Linked DNA regions of Homo sapiens: all the other regions are linked to region 2. A link is a loop called in an ENCODE intact Hi-C map of the cell type or tissue named here. Cell type or tissue: Caco-2. All regions are shown on one strand. Region 1 overlaps SLC67A1 (solute carrier family 67 member 1). Region 2 has its middle 29 kb from the start of MIR4686. Region 3 holds the start of ASCL2 (achaete-scute family bHLH transcription factor 2).

What was found. A loop is a pair of places that touch in the nucleus more often than their neighbours do. Peaks named below come from ENCODE experiments on the same cell type or tissue, not always from the same donor. Only the 100,000 strongest peaks of a DNase experiment are listed, where the experiment ranks them.
Region 1: it touches region 2 in a loop (4-fold over the local background); 3 of 110 quality-filtered maps call a loop at or near these places.
Region 3: it touches region 2 in a loop (9-fold over the local background); 14 of 110 quality-filtered maps call a loop at or near these places.

Annotation. Positions count from the first base shown.
Region 1 is chr11:2,909,305-2,917,304 of GRCh38, forward strand. It overlaps SLC67A1 (solute carrier family 67 member 1), which reads left to right. Exons shown (of 11, transcript NM_002555.6): 4 at 1-52; 5 at 274-406; 6 at 7,318-7,436. Among named protein-coding and RNA genes, the nearest start is that of SLC67A1-AS, 9.7 kb to the left of the region's middle. RefSeq lists enhancers at 2,811-3,514, 4,923-5,624. In Caco-2, no CTCF peak of the experiment used is centred here; DNase peaks (open chromatin) are centred at 2,577 and 3,397.
Region 2 is chr11:2,198,250-2,206,249 of GRCh38, forward strand. No RefSeq gene overlaps it. Among named protein-coding and RNA genes, the nearest start is that of MIR4686, 29 kb to the left of the region's middle. RefSeq lists an enhancer at 6,426-7,024. In Caco-2, no CTCF peak of the experiment used is centred here; DNase peaks (open chromatin) are centred at 4,352, 5,232, 5,882, 6,792 and 2 weaker places; H3K4me3 peaks cover 1,826 bases.
Region 3 is chr11:2,266,705-2,274,704 of GRCh38, forward strand. ASCL2 (achaete-scute family bHLH transcription factor 2) reads right to left here and starts at 3,884. Exons shown (of 2, transcript NM_005170.3): 1 at 3,029-3,884; 2 at 1,794-2,422. The coding sequence starts at 3,628. The coding sequence ends at 3,047. In Caco-2, a CTCF peak has its summit at 4,116; DNase peaks (open chromatin) are centred at 2,517, 2,677, 3,397, 5,282 and 1 weaker place; H3K4me3 peaks cover 3,112 bases.

The sequences.
Region 1 (8,000 bases), 710 kb after region 2:
TACCTGCTCTTCGCCTCGCGCCTGCCCGGAGCGCTCATGCACACGCTGCCAGGTAGGGCCGGGGGGACTGGAGTCCAGGTGGGGCCGGGTCGGGGGCAGCCTGCGGAGGACCCGGGACACCTCCAGGGAGGTCTGCGTGCGCGCGGGGTCTGGCCCTAAGGGCTGGACGGGGGTGGGGGGCGACGTGGGGCGTGGCTTGTGGAGGGGCGGGTCAGGGGGGGAAGGGCCCCACCGAGGGGCTTTCGCCGCTCAGCTCCCCCGCCCCGTCCCCAGCCGCCCAGATGGTCATCACGGACCTGTCGGCACCCGAGGAGCGGCCCGCGGCCCTGGGCCGGCTGGGCCTCTGCTTCGGCGTCGGAGTCATCCTCGGCTCCCTGCTGGGCGGGACCCTGGTCTCCGCGTACGGGTGAGTGGTGGGGGCCGGGGCGGAGTCTGTGGGTCAGGACGCCCGCGGCTGGGTCGGCCCCGCCCCGCCTCCTCTTGGCCTCGGTTTCCTCTTTTGCTCGTGGGGCGCGAGTGGCCACGTGATGTGGCTACTGGGGACGTCTGGCCCCGCGCGAGGCCTAGGCCTGACCTCCCGGGCTGGCTGGCCCTGGATAGGGCCAGGTGATGTCCCAGTGCTGTCCGGGGCGCGACTGGACTGCCAAGCTGTCCACGCACAGCCCCACTGGGACGCTGGGGAAACTGAGGCCCTGAGAGGAGGGAGGCCTCCCAGCAGCCTCCTGCTGGGGACAGGAGCACCCTGGGACTGGGATGCTGTGGCAGCGGGGCTGAGCTGTTGGACGGTGCCCAGAGCACACCTCCCTCTCCGGAGGTCTCTAGGGCTGTGCTGCCGGCCTTGTTTGAGTCCCCGAACGTTCTCCCAGCATTTTCACTGGAGCCTGGGCTGGGGACTGATGGCTGCTGATGGCTGTGAGCAGGAGGTGGAGTGGGGTGGGGTGGGTAGTTTGAACACCTCAACATTGCCCCCAGGACTCTGGTTCTAGAATACAGCGGCAGACAACACAGGCTGAGTCCCTGGGATGAAGGGAATGTGATAGGAATTCCCGTAACATCAGGCTGAGCTACATGGAGCAAAAAGTCACAAAGTAGAACTGGGGGCTCGATGGATGGGATCACTAGGGCCTGTCTGAGGAGGCGGCATCTGAGTCGAGGCCTGAAGCAGGAGAGGGAGGCAAAGAAACCACGGTGCAGAGGCCCTGGGTGTGGAAGCCAGGGGGCCGTGTGGCTGGAGGGAGGAAGAAGGGGCAGGCACCAGGCCGGGGTGCCCTGGGTGGCACAGCAGGGGTGAGAATGGGGGGTGAGCTCCCCTGCAGGGAGACCGGTAGGACAGCCATTGTGCCGGCCGAGGTGGGGGAGGACAGTGGCTGGACCAGAGGGGACCGTGATGAGAGAAAGCAGAGGGTAGATTCTGGCTGGGTTTTGCCAGTGGGTGGGATGTGGGTGGGAACTCAAGATGGCAGTGCCAAGGCCGTGCCTGACCCTGGGGAGCCTGGCGCCTTGCGCAGAGGCCCAAGCAGCCTGGGGTGCCACTGGGATTTGGGTCTTGTTCAGGCCCAGCCTGGGTGCCTGTCAGGCACTCCAGGGAGCTACTGAGTAGGCACCCAGATAAGGGGGAGAAATGGGGTGCATCTTCAAGTGTGGATGGCTCGGAGCCCTGCGCCCCCCAGCACTTCATGTTTCGGGGCTGGGAGGTGAGGAGGGAGCACGTCCTGGGAGCCAAGGGCCACTGGATTTGTGGGGGTCAGGGACCCGTGCCTCTACCGCTGGTGGCCAAGGAAGCCACAGTGGCCCACCATCTGCAGCAGGGAGGCCACCCCAGTGCTGGACCAGCACCACCCCCTCAAGTCAGTGCCAGCCGCAGAAGCCTCATGCAATAGACGGATCAAGGGAAATGGGGAGAAAAGAGAGGGGGTCGGGAAGTCGTGCTATAAATGGGGGCAGAGGTGGGTCCAGGAGGCTATGCTCAGGGTGGGAGGAGCCATGGGGAGGCGCCCCAGGGAGAGGGAAGGGCTGATGTGGGAGCCAAGCACACTGCTGGGAGGGTGTCCCTGGAGGATGGGGCTTAGGGCACTTGTGTGGGCAGCTCTGGTGGGACAGCAGGGACGGCTCACCCTGGGGCCAGGGGGCTGGCAGGTGTGAGGTGTGGGGAGCCGGCACCACCCAGGGCCTGTCTCTCCAGGGTGGCCAGGGTGAGGAAGGGCGTGAGGAGGGCACGGGGAGGAGCACTGGGCCCCAGCAGGTGGCTGAGCTGGGCGGCTGCCATCCCAGGGTGCTGCCCACCCCCAGGTACTCTGCCGGCTCAGGGCCCAGCCGCCTGCTGCCGCCTCCTTCCCTGGCCAGCCTTCCTCACCTATGAAATGGGCCCTCCCCTGCCCTTACTCACCCACAACGATGCTGGGAGGGTCCGAGCTCGCTCAGGCAGTAAGCCGTGGCCATGGTGCTGGAGCAGCTCAGCACACATGCCTCCTGCAGGCCCGTCTACGAGGCCACAGGTCCCCTCCTGTCCTCACCTGCCCTTTCCCCCATCACAGCTGCTGACCCAGAAGACACCACTCATGTCCCTCTCCCTCCCAGTAGCTGCCAAGACGGCCTCTACCTCTGCCCACACCTGCCAGAACATTCCATTCGCTTCCCTGCCTCCATTCATCCCAAGATCTGAGGCGCTTTACAATCTTGACGTTTCATAATCAGACCAGCTGTGACATTTCCTTTGATGGGAGGGGTAACCGAGGCCCAGGAGATGATGAGGCTCCCTCCATGGAGCTCCCCAGTCCCCGTCCAAGGCCCAGGCAGTGTGGGACTCCCTCAGGTTCCTCATACCACACCCAAGACACGGGGTGCTGCTTGGGCACTGTGGCAAAAGCTGGCTGCCCAGAGTGGTGGTGGCACAGGAGGGCTGCGGGGTTGACCTTGTGGCTGGTAATCTGCCTTTGTCCAACCCAGACAGGGTGAGGGAGGCCCACACCTCCCCCTCGGGGGCTCACCGAAGGCAGTGGGGCCAGGTGCCAGCCAGGCTCCAAAGCCTGGTGCCCCATGGCAAGGGCCAGCCCCCTGGCCCTCTTGGTCCAGCTGCCCCAACGCCTGCAGCCTGTTCTGGCTCCTGGCCTGGTGCGGGGCAGGAGTCTGGTGCAGCTGTGAACATCCCCCGCCTTGCAGCCTTCCTGCCCTTCCTTGATGGAAACCGAGGCACAACATGTGTGGGCTTTCCCTCCCTGCCCACCCACCTGTGTATCCCATTCCTCTGGAAGGCCCCAGTCCTGCCTCATCCGCACCCACCTGGGCAGCAGGTGGGAGGAGGAAGTGGACTTGGCACCCACAGGCTGCGGGGGCGGGCACTGGTATAACTGGTTTGGGCCCAGCCTCCAGAGCCCAGGGCTGAGAGGCCAGGCTGGCCTGAGGAGGGACCCGGGACCTGAGTCACTGCACACACGCTGGGTGGGGGGTGGCTCTGTGACTCATGTTCTGAGCCCAGCCCCTCACAGACTGGGGAGGGATGGGGAGGGGCCATAGAGTCCTATCCTGAGCCAGACAGCAGGGAGCCCTGCAGGGTTTGCCTTCCCCAGGTGGACAGGCAGCCACCAGGGCCATGCCGGTGCCATGGGGGTGCCAGGGCCCTGTGGGCAGGACACCCCTGCCCAGCCAAGAAAAAACAAGGAGCCAGGGGCACTGGAGCTCAGAGAGGGAGGAGGGGATGGGAGGGGAGGTGAGCAGTGTCCCATACGACCCAGGGCACCCCAAGCGCTGAGCGGAGGCTGAGGAGTGCAGGGGTGTTTGTAACAGGGCACCTGCTGTACAGGGAAGAGGCTCTCGGGGGCAGATAGATGCAGGGCAGGGGCTGGCAGGCAGCTGAGGGAGCAGCAGGATATGGGCGACCCAGGCCCGCCGCCCCCCCAGCCAGGTGACTCAGCTACTGCCTTAGTTCGTGTACCTCGCAGTGCCCAGGACACTCCGGTTCTTTCTGTTCTTCCCACAGTGGGCAGGCAGCAGGCCCCGCTGAGATGGTTCTGGCCCCGCTGTCCCTCAGGACAGCCCTGTTGAGCAGCAGGCTGGACAGGCCTCCTGCTGGGCCCGTGAGTCACTCCAGTCTCAGAGCCCATTTGGGGCAGGAGGGAGCTTGTGGTTTGGTTGGAGGGCTATGTGTTTGGGGAATGGGGGGACCAGGTACGAGGAGACACGAGGACTGGGAAGGGTCAGGCCAGAGGGGCCTTTAGGACCTTCTGGGGCACGCTGGAAGCCAGACGGCAGCTGCGTTAGGAGTGGCATGGCAAGATGTTCATTTTCAAACATGGTTCTAACTGCAGCATCCTGGAGCACGGATGACTTCTCTCAGCCCTGGGCTGGACATCCAGGGACGCTCTGGACAGCCCCCTGCCCCATCGTCTTGTGAGCTAGGTGTCCCACAAAGCCAGGTCCCAGCTGACCTAGCCTCAGCCCCACCTGTGGGTTCGCTCCTGGCAGCAGGATGACCTGGGCACATGCTGTCACCTTGTGCGTCCCCTTTCAGAGCCTCAGAGTAAGGTGAGGCTTGATGAGGGCTTGTCACCGTAGAACACACAGAAGCCCAGACTTCAGCAGAGGTTCCTGGAGACGCGATTGAAAGCCAACTCCACGCCCTGCTATCTGGGCAGCCTCAGGTGTGGGCTGCGGTTGGTGGGCAGGATGCAGGTGGGCTGCGCCCTGCAGGTCCAGAGGGGCCCCAGAACAGTGGAGTTAGGGGCAGCCGGCAGCTGTGAACCCAGCCCTCATTTGCATATAAGGAAATGAGGTCACCTAGCAGGTAAGCGGCAGAGAAGGGACAGAGGCTGTGGGTCCCCTGAGTCCTGTCCAGTGTCCTTTCAACAGCATCCAGACAGACACTCCTGTAATCCATTCAACTGAAAGAGCAGGAGGAGACAAAGACAAATTAACCTGTCCCCACCTTCCTGGTCGTGGCTCCACTGATAAAAGTGTTGGATGAGCCCCGGGAAGCCAGCGTGCCCCTGCGTCTGGCAGGTCGTGGTGAGGTTGAGGGGGGCTGAGCAGGAGGGGCTGACGGCACCGTGCTAAGGGTGCTTCCAGTCAATGGTCCCGGGGGATGCCCAGGCTGTCCGGCGTGCAGAGGCCCCAGGGCTGGGGCCAGCGTGCTGGATTTCCTTCCCACTCCCGTTTCCCTCCTGGCAGTTCATTTTTGGGGAGCAGGAGAGCTGTGACTGGGGAAGGACAGCCTGCGTCTCCCCCAGCAGCCACCCACGGCCCCTGGCACAGTGGTGGGACCTGACTCCCTACCTCCTGGGGCCCTCCAGGGTCCCCCAGCCCCAGGCTTTCCTGTTGCCCACAGCAGCACAGGCCTTTGGTTTACCCACCACCGCTCGAGGGCCTGGCTTCCTGCCACCATGCCTTGCTTGTCACCAGCCTCCTAAAATAGCCATCGAAGTGGTGCGTCTGCTCCTGTGTACTTCTGGGACATCTGGCAAATAAGGCAGGTTTTGCCCCTGCCCAGCCAGACCCTGAGCTGTGACACGCAGGCCTCTGAGGCCAGGGTCCCAAAGAAAGGGCCCGTCTCTCTGGGGCTGGCCACAGGGGCCAGTTGTCCCTCCTGCGCCATACATCTGTGCCTGCTGGCTGGAGGGACAAGCTGTGGCGCCCGAGCCCAGCCGTTCCCCTTCCCTGGCATTTTCCCAAAGGAAGGGCCCATTCGTGCGGAACCCCAGCAGCCAGAAAACCTGAGTAGCTGACGTCCTGGGCGGTGGGTGCTGCAGGAGTCGGAGCTGCCCTGATGGATTGGCGGGGGCAGCAGCACAGGTGGGGTGGATATGCCAGCACCCCCCTAGACTGATGTGAGCTTAGGGGTCCCACCTCAGAAATGAGGGGTGGCCAATGCCCAGACTCTCTGGACTCAGAGGTGGCCCCACTGACTGTCCTAGTCAGTGTGGCTCCAAGTCCCCTCCTTGCTCTGGCAAACGGATGCAGGTAAGTGTGTGTACAAGTTTGCCCGTGTGTGTGTGTGTGTGCGCATGTGGCTGCGGTGAAGAGGGGCGAGGAAAGTCCTTTCTTTGAACTCCTTGGTGGGGACATGGTGGCCTGTGGCTGGCCTTGTTTTTGGGTGCAAGGGCATCTTCCAGGACCCTGACCCCTACTGGGTGCCTGTGCCCTGAGGCCCTGGCCAGGGCAGATTTGGAGGATCTGTTGAGGTTGGGGCAGAACTTGTGCTGCGTGTGTGAATGGCTCACACATTTGTCCGATCATCTAATGATCACTGCGGTCTCCGCGCAGGGTCCAACCCTGGACCACCTGCCCTCAGGGGCCAGATTCTAGCCAGCTGGTAAAGCGAGTCCTTCTCAGATGGCATGCTGTCTGGGAAGGAGGGCTGGGGCCTCACCAAGAAGGGCCCTTGCAGGCTGTATAGGAGTTTGCTCAGCTGCTGAGAGGAAGGCCGTGGCGGTCCGGCACAGGCCTGGAGGCCTTACAGACGAGCTCAGTAGGAAGCCCCAACTTCCTCCTGTCTCTCCCTGAGGGGAGGGGGCTGGCTGAGCCCCCAGGAGGCAATGGTGACAGTTGGAACAGCCAGCTTCAGGTGCCTCCGTCCCCAGGAGACAAGACCTGCCGATTCCTTCCAGGGGAATCACAGGCCAAGTTTCCAGGTGGGGACTCATGGCAGGGAAGCTGACGGTACAGCCAGAGTCCCAGGCCTTGGTAGTGGCCCAGGAAGGTGGGAAGGTGGCAAAGCAGCCTGAGGGGCACCTCCGGGGCTTTGCAAGGCTCTGGGATCCCAGCCCAAAGCCCCCTCCAAGCCCAGCATGCCCCACACTCTAGAAAGTGGGGAGGGGCCAACAGGAGGGGGGTCGGTTTCTGAGGGCCTGCTGAATGCCAGGCCCACCCTTGCCCACGCTGGGGAGGCAGCATAGCCATCCCCATGACACAGCACAGGTGCCCAGGTCTCGGAGAGCCCCTCCCAGGGACATGCACACCAGGCTTGCCCTTTGGAGCCTCTCCTGACCTTGGCCAGCGTGGGAGCTGCTGTTCCTGGGAGGATCCGCCACCTGCCCCAGGCGCTCACCAGCCTGGCTTCCACAGCTGCTACCCACAGGGGCTGCCGGGGCCTGCATGGCGTGGCGAGGGTCAGGGATGGTGAGCGCCCCACCCATTCCTTCATCCATCACCTAATAAATGTGCTCTGAGGGTCCCAGTCCCCACTCTTTAGGCCACAGACTGTGGGGATGTGGGAGGTCAGATTTAAGCTATTTTAGTGCAACCAAAGGTGCAGGTTGGGGGATGTGGCTGGGGCGCCTGGGCCCTGGGACCCGCACCCTGTGCAGCCGAGGCTGTTGCCCGCAGGATTCAGTGCCCGGCCATCCTGGCTGCCCTGGCCACCCTCCTGGGAGCTGTCCTCAGCTTCACCTGCATCCCCGCCAGCACCAAAGGGGCCAAAACTGACGCCCAGGCTCCACTGCCAGGTAAGCCCCGCCAGGTACACCCTGCCCAGATGCTGGGGCAATGGAAGGCATTGGCTAGGCCTGCGTGCTCCAGCCAAGGGGTACGGGGGGCCTGAGGGGAAATCTGGGGGCTACTCACACCCTCCTGCCTTCCTTGAACCCTTCCCAGCTGCTGACATCATAGAAGCCAAGTGAGGTGTGGTCATGAAGAGGTGGAAGTGGGGCTCCGGCAGGCAGGGAGGCCCAGAGAGGCAGGAAGGCCCAGACAGGGAAGGCGTTAGGAGGGGAGGCCCAGACAGGGAAGGTGCTAGGAGGGGAGGCCCAGAGAGGCCTGGGGAGGACCAGGAGGGACCCCCCCAATGGGGTGGGTGGGCCAGCAAGGCTCCGGAAGCTCTGAGTGTCCAGGGAGAGGCGAGGGTGCTGCCCGAGGGGCACTCATTGGTGGAGGGCAGAGGATGGTCAGGCTGGTCCCATGAGGAGAGGCCAAGGCTCCTCAGAGGGGGTCCCCTCAAGGCTGGCCCCCTGCTGAACGCAGCCCCTTTGTGCCAGGCACGTGGCAGGGCCCATGCCTCGGTGCCTAGGGAC
Region 2 (8,000 bases):
GTCCTCCATCACCCACACCCCACGTGCCCTGTGCCATCCCACTCAGGACCTCGCTGCTTCCTTTCTCCCAGGGCAAAGCCCAGCTCAGGGGACAGAGGAGGGGGCCAGTGGGGGCCCCTGGAGTCCCCACAGTCACTGGACTTGGCATGCACGTCGGGGTGGGGACATGGCATGAGTCGTCTGCTGAGGTGGCCTTGAGCCCACCTCAAGGACCCAGAGACCTGGCAGGCGGCACCTTTCTAGGGGCTGTCCAGGGACCAGGCCTGGCCAGTATCTTCACCTGGGATCAGGAGGGCTCCTCCTCAAAACCCACCCCAGGGATGTCGGGTGCATCCCTTCCCCCTCCAGGATCCTGTCCTCACAGCCACTGGCAGGGAAGGGGTCGTGGCCCCTGCTCCACAGAACTAGGAGCTGGGCCTGCCATGTGGTCATTCACAGGCCAGCCCAGCCCCATGTCGTCCCAGTTCTGGTGGACAGCAAGACGAGGCCACCTGGTGCTGGGCCTCTCGCCTCCACAGGGCCAGCATCCCTCCTTTAACTAGCGCTAGGCCTGGCTACTGGCTGGGAATACAACTGTTCCAGCACCAAAAGTCACCTGTGCCTGCAGGGTCTCGCGCCTGGGTGTCCGAAGTCGGCACAGCACAGCCCTCACAGACATACCTAGCCCCGGACCTTCTGAGCTGAGCAGTGGGAGCCAGGGCCTGGCTGGCATAGCTCACTGTCTGCCCTGGGCAGGTTGACCACCACAGACAGACAGCCACAGACCAATGGCCTAGAGGACTGCCAGCCAAGGCACAGCCCTTTGTCCAGCACAGCCAGCACCTGCAGACAGGGACAACCAGGAGTGGGTGAGAGTCAGACAGGCTGACCCGCAGAGGGCCTCCAGCTGGGGACATGAGGGCAGACGTCACAAAACCACAGCATCTCCTGTTTCCCTGCCGCAGGCGTGAGGGGACGTGGTGGTGCGGGGAACAGGGCAGCTAGCGGAGCCCGGGGCAGCTAGCGGAGCCTGGAGCAGGAGGCGGCCTGGGCAGGCCTGGAGGAGGGAGCCCTTCTCACCCTCCTGCCCAGAATACCTAGGTCCTTCCTGGCTGGCCAGCTCCGTCTCCACTGGGCTCCCTGACCATACTTTCTATACCCACTTCTCTGCCGTGCAAGGGAGGCCATGGAGGCTTGAAAGCATAGTCTCTGACTATGTCCCCTAAGGTCGGGCCATCCTCCCCTCCTCAGCCTGGGCCTTCCCAAGACAGGGGCCCTTTTGCTGGAACTTTTGGACAGTCAGGTGACCTGGCATCCACCAGGGACCTCTGAGGCTGAGCACAGAGAATGCCCCACCTCCAGGAGCAGCCCGTTGCTGCAGTGGGCCCTGGACAGAACCCCCAGGCCACAGCTGGGGCCCATCCCATGACTGCCCTGCTGCAGACTTGTTGCTGGGCCACTCTGGCCGAGGCCTTTATAAGCGCCTACTGCATGCTGCCCCACTCTGAATGTGGTATGGCCGGCAGGGTGGCAGGGGCCCGGGGTCAGCTCATGGTGCAGCGTTCAGCGCAGGTGCGCTGTTGGCTCCTCTGATGGCTCACGGGGCCAGCCCTGCAGCTAGCAGGGTGTGAGCCCAGAGCCCCAAGGTGTTTCTGGGTCCCCAGACTCCCCAGTTGCTTGTTTCAGCCCAGCAGCCCCCTTCCTGAGCTGGATAGGACCGGGGCTCCTCCGAGAGGCCTAAGTCTGCATCCTAAGGCAGGCCAGATCCCCCTCCCCACCCGTGTCCCAGCCCATCCTCCACCCTGGCACCTACCCGGGCACACCGGTGAGCACTGGATGGCCGTTCCACCTGGAGAAAATGTCCCCTGTGCTGAGCAGGACAGACAGGGTGTGGAGGTGAGGGCAAGACAGAGGCAGGGGCTGGACAGGGAGCGGGCACAGAACGACCAGGGCTCTGGACAGGCCAGGGCAGAGAAAGCAGTGGCCTGCACAATCTTGCCCTGGTGGGCGGCCTCCGGGACTAAAGACGCTCGCTATCCTGAGAGCTCAGTCAACTCAGGCAGCCAGAACAAAGGGCCACAGACTGGGGGCTTAAACCCTACGCATTCATTTCCCATAGCTCTGGGGTCTGGGCGGCCCAGATCAAGGGGCCAGCAGATGCGGTTGCTGGTGAGAACCCGCTTCTTGGCTCCCCGTCGGGGCCTCCCCAGGCTCACATGGACAGCAAGCAAGTGCTGTGGGGTCTCTTCTTATAAGGATACTCACTGTATGGGGTCAGAGCCCACACTTGTGCCCTCATTTAGCCTTGACTACCTCCACCAAGGCCACACCTACGCCCTTTACAGAACCCCCACGATGGGCCACGGTCCTGTTGGATCCTCACCCTCTTCCCACAAAGCAGACACTCCCAGACTTCACCAAGGAGACACGGAGGCTGCAGAGGTGGACGCATGGGCAAGGCCATCAGCTGGGGAAGGACTGCCCTGGCGTCTGGGCTTGTTGCCTGCCTCCTGGCCCCAGACAGCCTATTCCAACAGCCCTTCCTCCCAGCCGCCCACCCACATCTGTCCACCTTCCCGGGGGTGTCCTGTCATCTGCCAGTTCCTTTTTTCACCCTCGAGCAGCCCCCACAAGAGAGGACGGGGACCACCCAACTGCAGAACAAACCTGGACTCAGAGTCGACCAACAACCAAAGGTCAATTCTCTATGAAGGTGAAAAAGAGATATTTTCAAAGCAACTGAATTAATAAAACAGTCCAACTGCTTTAGGAAGATTTATTCATGAAAGAACTTCTGGGACCCCTCCCATATGATTATGGGCACACTGAGACATGTACTCTCTGGACCCCAAAAGCTCTTAAGCTAATAAGAGATAAGTTGTGATTTAACCCATGCCCATCTGCTCATAAAAGTGGTGAGAGTTAATGGATAGATGGATGAATAGATACATAAATGTGTAGATAGGTGCCTAAAGATAGATGCACAGACAGATCAAAGGATGACGGGAGGAAGAGAGGGAGAGATGGGTAAAGGGATGAATGAATGGATGGCAAAATGGATGGATGGATAAGTGGATGGGTGGATGGATGGATGGATGGATGGATGGATGAGGTGGATGGATGGATGGATAGATGGATGGATGGATGGATGGATGGATGGATGGATGGATGGATGAGGTGGATGGATGGATGGATGGATGGATGGATGGATGGATGGATGGATGAATAGATGGATAGATGGATAAGTGGGATGATGGATAAATGGGTGGATGGAAACTGAGAAGAAAGACCTTTGCTGTATTCCAAACACCATATCCTTAGTCTAAAGACTCAACTCTGGTCCCTGCCAGCTTGGACATTTGCCTGGGTTGACCCTCTTGTAAACAGACCTAACAGACCTCCAGTTCTCTGAAACCCCAATCCTTACCAATGTCAGACTTGGTAGCTAGTTAACGTAACCCTGAAACCCTGGCCCACCTGGGGCTTAGCCATGGTAGGGGGGCTGCCCACTGCTAACTGGGTACCTTCTAAGTCCTCTGCCAAGCATCAGTATACCACATTAAGATTTAGTAGATAAATGGGTGCACACATCTGTACAATGTCTCCCTGTAGGGGAATCTCAGGACCCCGCTGAGGGGATGCTAGGAGCTGTGTGCTGTCCAGTCACTCTTGTCTTCTAGGCCCAGCAGAAAGGTCCTCTACTCCTCTGAAACAGAGGGGATCCCTCAACCCTTCCTCCTCTCCCTCCCCCATGGGGGCCATTAAGACCCCCATGAGTTCTAGACCACATGGTCCTCTAGTGCTTGGTTCATCCCAGGTGTCTGCCAGGCCCTGCCCAAAAATGCAATGTCTGGGCAGCAAGGAGGCTGAGGCCAGACCCCACCCTCATCCATGCCTGGAACCTGCATCCACGTGGCAACCCCTCCCTCCAAACCCAGCTCATGCCAGGGCTCAGAGCATGGTGGAGAGGGTAGCCCTGGGCACCTGGGGCATGGCAGGACTGCCCTGCCTGCCCCGCCTGCCCCGCCCTGGCCCGTGCCTGCAAGAGCCACCTAGGGAAGGCTCCTTCACCTGGCCCTGGGCCTACACTCCACCCAGGAATGTCCTGCACCCCTGGAGTGTGGAGATGAAGGTTACGGGGTCCAGCCTCTGGGCACCGGGACATCTGGGGTAGGGGCTGAAGGCCATTCAAAGCCCCTGCCCCGAAGTCTACCTTCCCTCCTCGCCCCTCCCCCACCCACCCTGGGGGAGGTTTGTAATCTTCAGTGTCATAACCTGTCAGGCCTGTTTGGAAGGGAAGGGCCGCCAGCTTCCTACCAGGGAGCAGGGAGCTCAGGCGTTGGTTAGAGAAGAGGTGAAGCGTGCACAGGAAGCGTGCGGGGCCCCCCTGGGCATGGGGGAGGGGCGCCGGCCGACGGGAGCTTGGGCACGTGCTCACACACGGGACTGGACCGTGTGTCACAGCAAGCCTGGGTAGGTGCAGACAGGTCCGCGCGTGTCACCTGCGCAGTGCACAGGGGCCTCTGCTGCGGACGCAGGGCCTGCCGGAGTGACTGCCTGGCTGCCCAAGATTCCAGGGGTTCCACTCCATCCGGTGCTGAGTGGTGCCCCCCACCCCAGAGACCTGGGACAGCCGAGAAATGGAGGAGAGGAACCCACCCACCCAGCCCTGTGGCCTCCAGGCTTGACTTGGGTGCAGCTGGCAGAGGCCCTGCCCCTCTGGCTGTCTCCCTCCTAGAGGGGTCTAGGAGTTTCAGGAACTGGGGACCGAGGGAGGTCTTCTGCAGAGACAAGAGGGCGCAGGGCGCAGGCCAGGAAACCCCTTCACCTGCAGAGCCATCGGTGTGGGGAGGTCAGCCACGGGGTGTCTTGGTGTCTCAAGGGGGCCTTAGGTAGAGCTGTTCACTCCCTCCTTGTGGCCCCCCGAGGCCCAGGAGGGACCTGGAGCCCATGTCCCAGGAGTGCCCTTGGGAAGGTCAACTCCAGGAACCCTTGCAGCCCGAGGCTAGGGCTCTGAAGCTGGGATGGGCAGCGGGGGCCCTGCAGGGCCCCACAGGCACAGAAATCTCTGTAATCCTGAACCATAAAGGGGCCGCCTTCCCTTTTGATTCTAAATTTTAATAGCAAAATGAAGAGATAAGTCAGCTTTGATCTGAGTTTTATTAGCCTATGCCTTTGTTCCCTCTCTCCTTTAGGGGAACAGACGGGTTTACGGCTGGTCTCCCCATCCCTCTGTCAGCTGCAGGCGGGTGGCGGGCGGCCGCTCTGATAAGGCCTGGTCCCTGCCCCTGTGCCTCTGTGGGGTGCCGGCACAGCAAGCCTGGGACCTGGCCGCCGGCCCCTCCGCCAGGTCACCGGGAGGCCTGGGGGGCAGGTACCCTCAGGTTAGGGGGACTCTGGGATACAGACCCCTGCAAGCCCGTGGCCTCCTATTTCTCCCATCCCACCTCCCTCCCTCTGCCTGATGACTCCCGTGGGTGGGGCTTCTGCCTTCCCAAGCCCCTGTGCCTCAGTTTCCTTACCTAAAGAACAGGGTGCTAATGGAGACAAGGGAGACCAGGAGACAGCTCAGCCAGGGGCCAAACCAGCAGCTATTGCTATGGAGGTTCAGGGAGGTGAGGATGTTGGACCACAGGCTGGGAACTGGCCCTCCAGGGACCCCTGAGGAGAGCAGGCCTGGGATCCTGGGGCTGGGCTGGGGGAGCCGGTGGACTCCAGGGTGAACGCGGTGTTAGCCTGTGTCTGCTGGGACTGGGCCACAAGAGTTCCCAGCTTCAAAGGGCCAGGGGAGGCCTCGGGGCCCCGCCCACCTGTGAGTTCGGGGACATCAAAGGGCCCCACCCAAGGGGCGGCTGGCAGTCGGAGCAAGGGTAGAAACATCCAGAACTCTATCTCCAGAGGGAGCGGCTGGGGTCAGCCCCACCCCTGGGTCCACTGGAGGCCCCCTGCAGTGACCCGAGGCCCCTGCCTCACCCTGAGGTTCTGGCCAGGCCGGTGACACCCCACCTCTCTGGGTGAGGGCCTTGCTCCCAGGGGTGGCTGGGGAGTGGTGGGTGGGGCTTCTGGGGGCTGTGACACAACCGCACTCCACTTAATGATCACCCAGTTTTAACGGGGATCCAGGAGCTTCTGGGGGGTGCTGGGTGCTGGGTGACACCATGGCCCCCTCGTGCGTCCCTAGCCTGGCGGCAGGTGCTCTGGGCCCTCTCCCTGGGACTATCTGCCTGGACGGCATTTTCTGGCCCTTTTAACACCGGGGTCCCTAGCCCAGCCCTGGGCCTTTACGATCAGGAGGTGAGGAGGACCCCTCACCCCAAGGGAAGCCTCACCCTGATGGGACAGGCCTGGCCTCGGCTGAACTGCACAGAGGGGGGGCCCTTGAGAGCTCCCCTGCTACAGCCTAGGTGCCCCCTTCCACTGCCCTGGCAGTAGCAAAGGTCCACAGCATGGGTGGACATGCCTGATGGCAGCCCTACTGTGTGCCAGGTGCCAGGACGCAGCCTGACCCCAGGATCCGGTTCGCTCCTCTCCACAACCCTGGGCGGGGATCCTCTCCTAGGACCCTCCGGAGCCTGAGGGTCAGAAGGTGGTGACATCCAGTCACACGGAGAGGGACTTGGAGTGTCTGTACGGCACCATCCTGTCCCGCTGCCTAAAGGGAGCGCCTGCTTCAATTCCTGCCCCCAGGGCCGTAGGAGCAGGCCTTCCGGGACTCCGTTCCTAGGATCACCGATGGAATTCCTGGTGGGGGTGGGACTCTGCCCCTTCAAGGACTCTAGAGGATTCCATGACAGGGTGGGTTGGGCCTGAAGGGCAGGGGCCAAGTATGGGGGCCTCCCCACAGATGTGAAAGCAGAGGTTTCCCTACCTCCTGCCAGAGGGCAGGGAGCATAGCTGGATGCTGTGGCTGGGGGCAGGACTCCTGGCAGCCTTGTTCCCCAAGGCAGAGGGTGACAAATCACTAATTGGCCTCTGGGGCGGTGCTGCACCTGACCTGGGCTGTCTTCAGGGGCTAGTGATTCGCTGAAAAAAGCCCACATTCTGCCAAGGCTCAGCCTCCACACCTCCTCACATCCCAGCCAGCCATCCTCCCCACCTCCCTCCCTCCCAGCCTCCAGCCTCCCCACCTCCCTCCCTCCCAGCCTCCAGCCTCCCTACCTCCCAGCAGCCCAGCCTTCCAGCCTCCCCACTTCCCAGCCCCTCTGCCTTCCAACCTCCCTACTTCCCAGCCTTCCAGCCTCCCCACCTCCCAGGCTCCCCACCTCCCAGCCTGCCCACCTTCTACCTCCAAGCCTCCCCACCTCCCCACCTCTCAGCCTCCCCACCTCCCAGCCTCTCCACCTCCCTACTGCCCAGCCTCCAGCCTCCCTACCTCCCAACAGCCCAGTCTTCCAGCCTCCCCACTTCCTAGCCCCTCTGCCTTCCAACCTCCCCAACTCCCAGCCTCCCCACCTCCCAGCCTGCCCACCTTTCTACCTCCAAGCCTCCCCACCTCCCTACCTCTCAGCCTCCCCACCTCCCAGCCTCCCCACCTCCCTACCTCTCAGCCTCCCCACCTCCCAGCCTCCCCACCTCCCTACTTCCCAGCCTCCCTGCCTCCTTACCTCCCAGCCTCCCCACCTCCCTACCTCTCAGTCTCCCTACCTCCCAGCCTCCTCACCTCCCTACCTCTCAGCCTCCCCACCTCCCAGCATCCTCACTTCCCAGCCTGCCACCTTTCAGCCTCCCCACCTCCCTACCTCCCAGCCTCCCCATCTCCCTACTTCCCAGCCTCCCTGCCTCCCAGCCTCCTTACCTCCCTACCTCCCAGCCTCCCCATCTCCCTACTTCCCAGCCTCCCTACCTCCCAGCCTCCTCACCTCCCTACCTCCCAGCCTCCCCACGCCCCTACCTTCCAGCCTCCCCACCTCCCTACCTCTCAGCCTCCCCACCTCCCAGCCTGTCAGCCTCCCCACCTCCCAGCCTCCCCACCTCCCAGCCTCCTTTCCTCGTGTGAGTGTTGTGGAGGGACATTGGGAGAA
Region 3 (8,000 bases), 68 kb after region 2:
ACGGTGGTTCATTTGAGCGGGTGATGTTTTTGCGGTTTCCTTTAGAGGCACACGTGAAACATGACGGGTGAAAGGATTCAAAGTCTGGGATTTGCTTCAAAGCAACGCAGGGATGGCGTGGGGGATGGATGGGGCAGGAAGGGCCTTGAAACTGGTGCTGGAGGCTTCCCAGGGCTGCCCTGGAGCCCAGTGCGTCCTCCACCGGCCAGACTGTACAACGGTTGGATCCTGTGTCCACTGCTAGGACCCAGGCTCCACGAGCACGGGCTTGTGTGGCACACGGATGCACCCTAAGTCCTGGCACAGAGACTGCTCAACAAAGGCCTCGGTGCTTTTGTGTATGTTTGAAATTTTCCATAATAAAATGAAAAATGGGAAAATGGGAAAACAAAAATGGCAGCACTACTTACCCTCTGCAGAGTTTTGTCCGCTTCACGCCAGTGGGTGGCAGTCGTTTCCTCTGCCCTGGCCTTCCATCGTTTCCCCCCTACCCTCTTCACCCACCCAACAGCCCCCTGTGGTCCTGGCAGCTGTGGGCCTTTCCTTGAGGTCAAGGTGTGGAGTCCTGGGGAGGGCTCAGGGAGGCCACCGACCCGGGTGTGGATTCTGGGAGAAGCCTGTGGGATGTCCCTCCCTGGGTGACCACGGCAATGTGCCCCCTCCTGTCCCTTGGCCAAGGCCAGTTCCCTGAGCCCTGCAGCCCCAAGCCACAGCTGGTCCACTGACCCCAGTTGAGCCTGGTCCTCATCAGACCAGCTGACCCCTTTGACCCCCGCTACAGACTCGGCTTTGACCTTGGCTGCTGAGGAGCCCCCACCTGGACTGAGGCTGCAGCTGGCGAGAGAGGAGCCCTGAGCTCCTCTGATAAGAAGGGACCTGGCCAGCCTGACGTTTGAGACCCAGGCATCCCGGTAGCCTGGGTGTCCTGTTGCCGTGGTTATTCAGGAGCCACCCACTCTGGGACAACACCAGCTGCTCCCACCTCGCAGGGCTCCCACGGCTCTGTCCCAACCACTCCTTTCTGAAGGAAGGGGTGCCTCTGCGCCCTAAAGAAACCGGGGGAGCCCCACAACCCCTCCCCCACCAGGACACTAAAAGGCAGCTTTCGGTACAGTGAGACATCAAAGCCTCCTAGGCCCTGAGTCAAAGGTATAGCCGTGTAATATCCCAGTGCCAGCTCTCCGGCTGCGGGGAGCCTGGCGCAAAGCTTCCAAGCCTTCCTTGTTCCTTTCAAGAGCCGCTCTTAGAATTCAGGTGAGCGGAGACCTGCAGGGCCTCCCCAGTGCGGGCAAAACCCAAAGCTAGCGAGAGGGCAGCCTCCAGGCACCTCTCACTAACTCCTCCCAGAGGCCGTTGAGGTGGGTCTGGTCAAACCCATTTGCAAGTTAACCCACTTGCCCTGGGCTGCCCAGCTGCCACGTTAGTGGAGATCTGAGCGTGGTGGCCTGCGCAGGAGCCCATGCCCTCAGCCCCACAGCCGGTGCTCTCTGGTCAGACCACCTCAGCCTAGCCCCACACCCAGCACTTACCCCAGCCCTCGGGATGGGTCAGCAGCCTCCAGCCTGCAGCTTCCAAGCCAGCGAGTAGCCCTGTCTGGACAACCCACCAGCCCACCACCTCCTGGAGGATGCCCCCAGCCTCACAAGGTGTCCCAATGGCTCCGCTATCAACGGCCTGGCTGCACTCCAGATCTCACCCAGACCCACCCTACGGAGGAGGCAGCAGGGTTTGAGGAGTAGTGACCACGGAAGTCTGGCCGTCACCTGGGAAGTGTAGGTGATAGGAGCCACTGGTAAACAGAACTGATTTATTTATAAAGTTCACGCTCCCTTGAAGAGGTGTGCCCCACACAGGCTTCTCCCTAGCAGAGCAGCAGTGCCCACAAACCCACCCCAGGGTGGGCTGTCACGGGGGCCTCACGCCAGGGACCCCGCCCCTCAGGGACTGCTCGTGTCCAGATCTTGGCCAGCATGGAAAACTCCAGATAGTGGGGGCAGGGGTCCAGGTCATCTTTATTACGCCCCAGGTCAAGGGTTCTTTGTACAAAAATAGGTCTCCGTTTGCCAGCAGTGTCCCTCCAGCAGCTCAAGTTAATGTGTAGAAAATGGATTCTCTGTGCCCTTAGAAAATCCTCTCCCCTCCGGAAAAATCTCCAAGTGTTGGTGCCCCCCGCCCCACTGCAGTCGAGAAGCTGTGGGGAGGGGCGGCGTCGGAGGAAGCCGCCAGCCCTTATGGGGCCAGCTCCAAGCCCGTTTCCACCGCGGCATTGGTCAGGCTGGGCCGGACGAACGAGGCGGCGTCGGCGGTGCGGGGGGTGGTGGGTGGGTCCCCGGCTCGCTGGGGGCGGAGCGCGGGCCGGTCCACCTGGCGGGCTCCCCGGCGATGAGCGCGCCGGCCGCTCGCTCGGCTTCCGGGGCTGAGGCTGCGGGGGGAAGGTGGGGAACCAAACGCGCGTCAACGCGGGCGCGGGCCCGGGGCAGACCCCGCCCGGGCCGGCCCTGCCCGCACCTCCCCCAAGCGAAGTCGGCAGTTTCGTTTGCTCGGTTGGTTTTGGAGTCTTGAGTCCGTGGGTGCCGCGACTCGGTCTGAGACACGGCGGGGGCGGGGCGGGCGCTCGGAGCCGCGGTGAGTCAGGGCTCCGCGCCCGCCGACTCATTTCTGCCGCCCCGGCCCGGGAGCGCGATTTGCAATGCAAAGTCACCCCGCCTCCAGCACCCCAATCTGCCCCAGGATCCGCCAGCACTAGAGACCTCAACGGCCCGACGGCCGCTCCCCTCCCCTCGTCTACCCCTCCCTCGTCGGCGGCTGAGCCGCGAGGGGAAGTTTTGCAATCCCGGACAAACAAACGCCGGTCTTGCACGGGCTTGAAAAACTTTGGGGGAAATGAAGAGTGAGCGAAATCGAAGCCATCGCTCGGGCCTGGCGCTCGGCTCCGCGGGCTCCTGGGGGCGCGACCCGCCGGGCCTGCCCACCCCGTCCCTCCACCCCGGCCCCCGGCCCTCCCTCCTCCCTGCCTCCCGGCTGTTACCTCATAGGTCGAGGGCGCTCAGTAGCCCCCTAACCAGCTGGAGAAGTCGAGTAGCTCGCGCTCCGCAGGACTCAGCGCGCCTTCGCAGCCGCTGTCGTCCGACGAGTAGGCGGAACGCGGGGAGCCGGGCTCCGAGCTGCCCCCGCGGCCCGGGGACGAAGAAGCGCGGGAGGGCGAGGCGGCGACCGGGGTGGTCCCTGGCGGCCCGCGGGGCGCAGACGGCCGCACGGCCTGCGGCCTCAGCCCTCCCGCCAGCGCGTTGCGCACGGCGTCGTGCTCGGCCAGCAGGCGCTGCAGCGCGCGGATGTACTCCACGGCTGAGCGCAGCGTCTCCACCTTGCTCAGCTTCTTGCTGGCGCCGCCGTGCGGCACGTGCTGCCGCAGCGCCTGGAAGCCCAAGTTCACCAGCTTCACGCGGTTGCGCTCGCGCTCATTGCGCCGCGCTACGGCCGCTGCGCCGCCTCCGGTCTCTGCGGTGGCCGGTCGCCGCCGCCGGCTGCAGCGCAACAGTTCCGGGGACGCGGGTCTCCGCCGGGCAGCGCAGCCGACAGGGACGGGGGGCGCAGGGGGCGCGGACCTGGGCAGTGTGCCGCCGTCCATCGCGCCTGCATCCACCCGCCCGCTCCAGGTCCCGGCGCGCCGCAGGAAGGTGCAGGCAGAGGAACCGGAGGCGACGGGGAAAACTGTGGCGCCCCAAGGGGGCTTCTGGCACGGCGCCGCCAGGCAACTCCCCAGGGCACGCGTCCTAGGTCGTCTGGAGCCCGGGGATAGGAGGCCTAGTGGTGGCAGGCCGTACGCGCCAGGGAGCGTGGGACGCTCGTGTCCCGCGCGTGCGGCCGGACTCTCCCAGGTCTCCGCAGGCGCGGCGCAGGCGGCTGGTTTTTAAATGTATAGATAACCCTCCTCCGCGCCGCCGCCGTCGCCTTTCTCACGCCCTCCTTCCTTCGCCTCGCCCTCCCGCCACGCTTCGCCCTCCCCCTCGCGCGATCACATTCTGTAAGGCCCAAAGCGTGCGCATGTCCCCCTAGCCCATCCCCCGGACGCAGTCCACAGATCCCCAGTGCGCCCAACTGGCGAAATCTGCGAGTTCCCGGTGCGCCCCCTGCTCCCGGCAGGTGCTTAGTGCGCCCCCAAAGCAAGGTACGCAGGTCCTGGGTTGAGCCTTCCCGTACCCCCACCCTAACCCCGCGCGCAGCCCCGCCAGTCCCAAGAGCCGCCAGACCTTCGCACGCGCAGCGCGCGCTGTGGGAGGGAAGGCGCGGCCCTGGCGACAACACGGCTGTTCGGGAGGCGCGCAAGATCCCCGGGGGCAGCACGCGCCGCGCAGCCCACACCCACGCCCCACCCTCCTGGGGCCGAGGAGGCGGGGGCCAGGGTCTCAGCCAATCGTGGGCCACCCGTTTGGCCAATCGCGCAGGGCGCGGCTCCACGCCCGGCCCCATTGAGGAAGCGCGTACGCGTGGCGCGTGGCTCACGGGGAGCATCGCTAACAAAGCTGGGTTCCTGCTGGGCCCCGCCCTGCTCCTCGCCCCCGCGACTGGGCTGGGCGCGCTGTCCCCTAGCGCAGCTATGTCCCGAGCGCGCCCCCACCTGTGCGTTAATCTACTGGGAATGGGGGTGGACTGCGCCTTACCTGGGGCGGGGTGGGGCTTAAGGAGTGGTCGAGACTGAGGCGGGGTGGGAGGTTCAGGTTCCCGGGGCGCCTTCCCCAACCCGCCCCGCTTTCCCCGTCCCTCCACGCGCACCCTGCCTGTGGTTTCCGTGCGCCCCCGGCCTGAGGGCTCTGGGCGGCACCTTAACCCGGAGGGCCTGGAGGTCTGCACCCGACCGCCTTGTGCCAGGACGGTCAGGTCCACGCCCTCCCCCACCGTGGCTCCCTCCATCTGCAGTATCCCCCACCTCCAGCCCGTCCTGCCCTCCTGTTCTCCGTCTCGCTTCCCGTCGGTGCCTCCGGGATCTCACAGCCCTCGCACCTCTTTTGTGACCCAGGCTGTTTTTCTGCACCCCCCTCTCCCCTGAGGGCACTGAGATTGGGCCATTGGCCTGAAGGTCTCTGGGAGCAGCACCCTTCCAGGGGAGGTGGGACGTCGAGAACTTCTCCCTAAGAGATGCGGGGAAATGGTGGGGCCTGAGAGTGCAAACACTGCAGAAATGCGAAAAATGTAGTGTTAACGGAAGAGTTTAGGTCCTGCCTCACTGTCCGGGAAACGCGTGCCCTCGGGGGAGCCTTTGCCAAGCCGGTTTTTCCCGAAGGTGACCAGATGCTCCTGGGCCACTGCCTCTGAGACCTCAGGGAACGGAGATTTTTGTGGACCCAGCTGCCTGGAGCTGCTTTCCTGTTCCGGCCGGAGGAGGTGAGGCCCAAGACCCCTCCTGGGAGCCTGGGGGCAGATAGCCAGTGTTTACTGCCAGCCTCGGGGTGCCCACCTGCTCCCATTACCCTGCAGGATGCTGCTGGCTGGCCCACCTGGGCCCCCAGCACACCTGTGTCTCGAGTACGCCTGGCCCTCCTGCCTTGGGAGGGGCCGGAAGAGTAGCACCTGCCTGGGAGCTGGTGGTCTGCGGTCTCTATTTGGCAGATGAGGAAGCCGACTTGGAGAGAACCCTGGATGTGTCCACAGTCACTCCTCCGCCCAGTGGAGCGATCCAGGCAGAAATCGGGGCCCTGAGTCTGAATCCGGGTTCTGCAACCAGGGCAGATGCGGGCTTGCCTCTGCTCCCTGTCCCTGGTCTGAGAGCCCATTCTTCCCAGATGGTCACTTGGCAAATCACAGCCTGGCATGGATTGTTCTGCCCTCCTTCTGCTGCCTCCCTCCTTCCCCTTGTCAAGGCTGCAAGACCAGGATCTAGGAACGATCCTGGAGCCCTGCAAACTAGGCCTTGGAAATCCCTGCTGGATTTCCACCTCCCGGGCTGGGAGCCCCTCGGTCATCTGTTGCTGTGTAAGGAGCCACCAGGATTTTAGCGGTCTGAACAACGATGTATTATTTCTCAGGATTCTGTGACTTGATGGGTGGGCCCTCTGCTGCTCTGGGTGTGGCTGCATACACCCCGGGGGTCAACAGGGACGAGCGGTACAGCGGCTGGGTTGCTCTCTACCCGGTCTTCGTCCAAGCCCCTCCACAGCTGGTAAGATCTCCGGAGCAGGACCTGCAAGCCCTCTTCAGATCACCCCAGAACTTCCTGTCTAAAAACTGAAGCCTCTCACTGCCCAGGCATGGCTTCTTGCTACCCTGCCCTCAGGCACAGTCCTGCACCCACCTGCGTCTGCTGTGCCATGTCCAGGCCAGTCCCCCCCCACCACCAACACCTCTCTCTATCTTCATCCTCTTCCCAATCTGGTCCTCCCACCGCTGTGGAAACCCCGTCTGCCCCCAAAGCCTAGCTTAAAAATAATTCCCTAGGGACCTGTGTCTCTCCCTGCCTCGGCCCCTCCTTCATTCCTGGGTGCCTCCGGCTGTGCAGCATTTGACACTGCAGCACCCCCCTTAATTCGGAAGCATGCTGTCTCCTGGACTGGTGAGTCTCCACACTATCTGAGCCGTCTTCTCTGGAACTCTTGGCCTCTCAGTCCGTTCTGAGAATACAGCCTTGGTAAGCACGGTGCCCACATGAATGTTTCCAGCAGCAGGATTCAAAATAGCCACATGTCCATCAACAGATGAGTGGATAAACAAAACATGGTCCAGAATAATGGAAGATTACTCAGCCCTAAAAAGAGACGAAGCTGGTGAACCTCGAGAACACGAGGCCGCGTGAACGAAGCCAGACACCGAGGACCACGTAGCGTGAGACTCTCAGTCTATGAAATGTGCGGAGTCGATAAATTCACAGAGACAGAAAGGAGATTCACGGTTGCCAGGGGCTGGGGAGTGACAACAGAGGGATGGGGGTGACTGTGAAAGGGTACGTGGTTTCTTTCCCAGAGGATAAGAACGTTCTAACATGGCCTGTCCTGTTGGCTTCACAGCTCTGTACAACACACAAAAAAACCATTGAAATGTACACTTTGTGGAATGTGAACTGTATCTTGATAAAGCAGTTAGAAGACCTTCGAACATAAGCATGCGGCCTCATGGGGCCTTTGCCTGGGCACCCTGGCACCTCTCCCAGGCTCTACCTATCTCCGACTTCATTCCTGAGCTCTTGAACAGGGGTAAGGCAAACTTTTTCTGCAAAGGAACACGTGGTAAGTATTTTCGGCCTTGACGGTCACATGTCTCTGCCACGAGTCGTCTGCCTTGGGGCGCAAATGCAGGCTTGGGCAGGGAAGAAATAACAAAACTTGCTTCCTGGTCACTGAAACATGAAGTCCAGGTCACACTCACTGTTACAAAATACTCCGAATTTTCAGACTGTGGTTCAATACACATGACATAAAATGGACCTTCTTAACCATTTGTAAGTGCACGGTTCCGTGGAATTCAGTATATTCATGTGGCTGTGCAATCATCACCACCATCCATCTCCAAAAGTTTCTCATTTTCCCAAACCGAAAGTCTGTCCCCATTAAACAGCAGCTTCCCATGACCCTTCCCCCAGCCCCTGGCACCCACCATCCACTCTGTGTCTGTAGATTTGACTGCTCTGGAGACCTCCTGTAAGTGGAATCCTACAGCATCTGTCTTTTTGTGGACCGGCTTCTTACACTGATGCTGATGCCCTCGAGCTTCATCCATGTCGTAGCCTGCATAAGGATTTCCTCTCTTTTTATGGGTGAATAATATTCCACTGTATGGGTAGACCACGGTGTTGATCCGTTCCTCCGTCAGTGGATGCTGGGGTGGTTTCCACCCTTGGGCTACCGTCAGTGACGCTACTGTGGACATGGGGGTACAAATATCTCTTTGAGATCCTGCTTTCAGTTCTTTTGGGGATAGACGGAGAAGCGGAGTTGCCAGGTCATACGGCAAACCTCTGTTTAACCTTTTGAGGGACCACCATGTTGTTTTCCGCAGTGGCTGCCCACAGT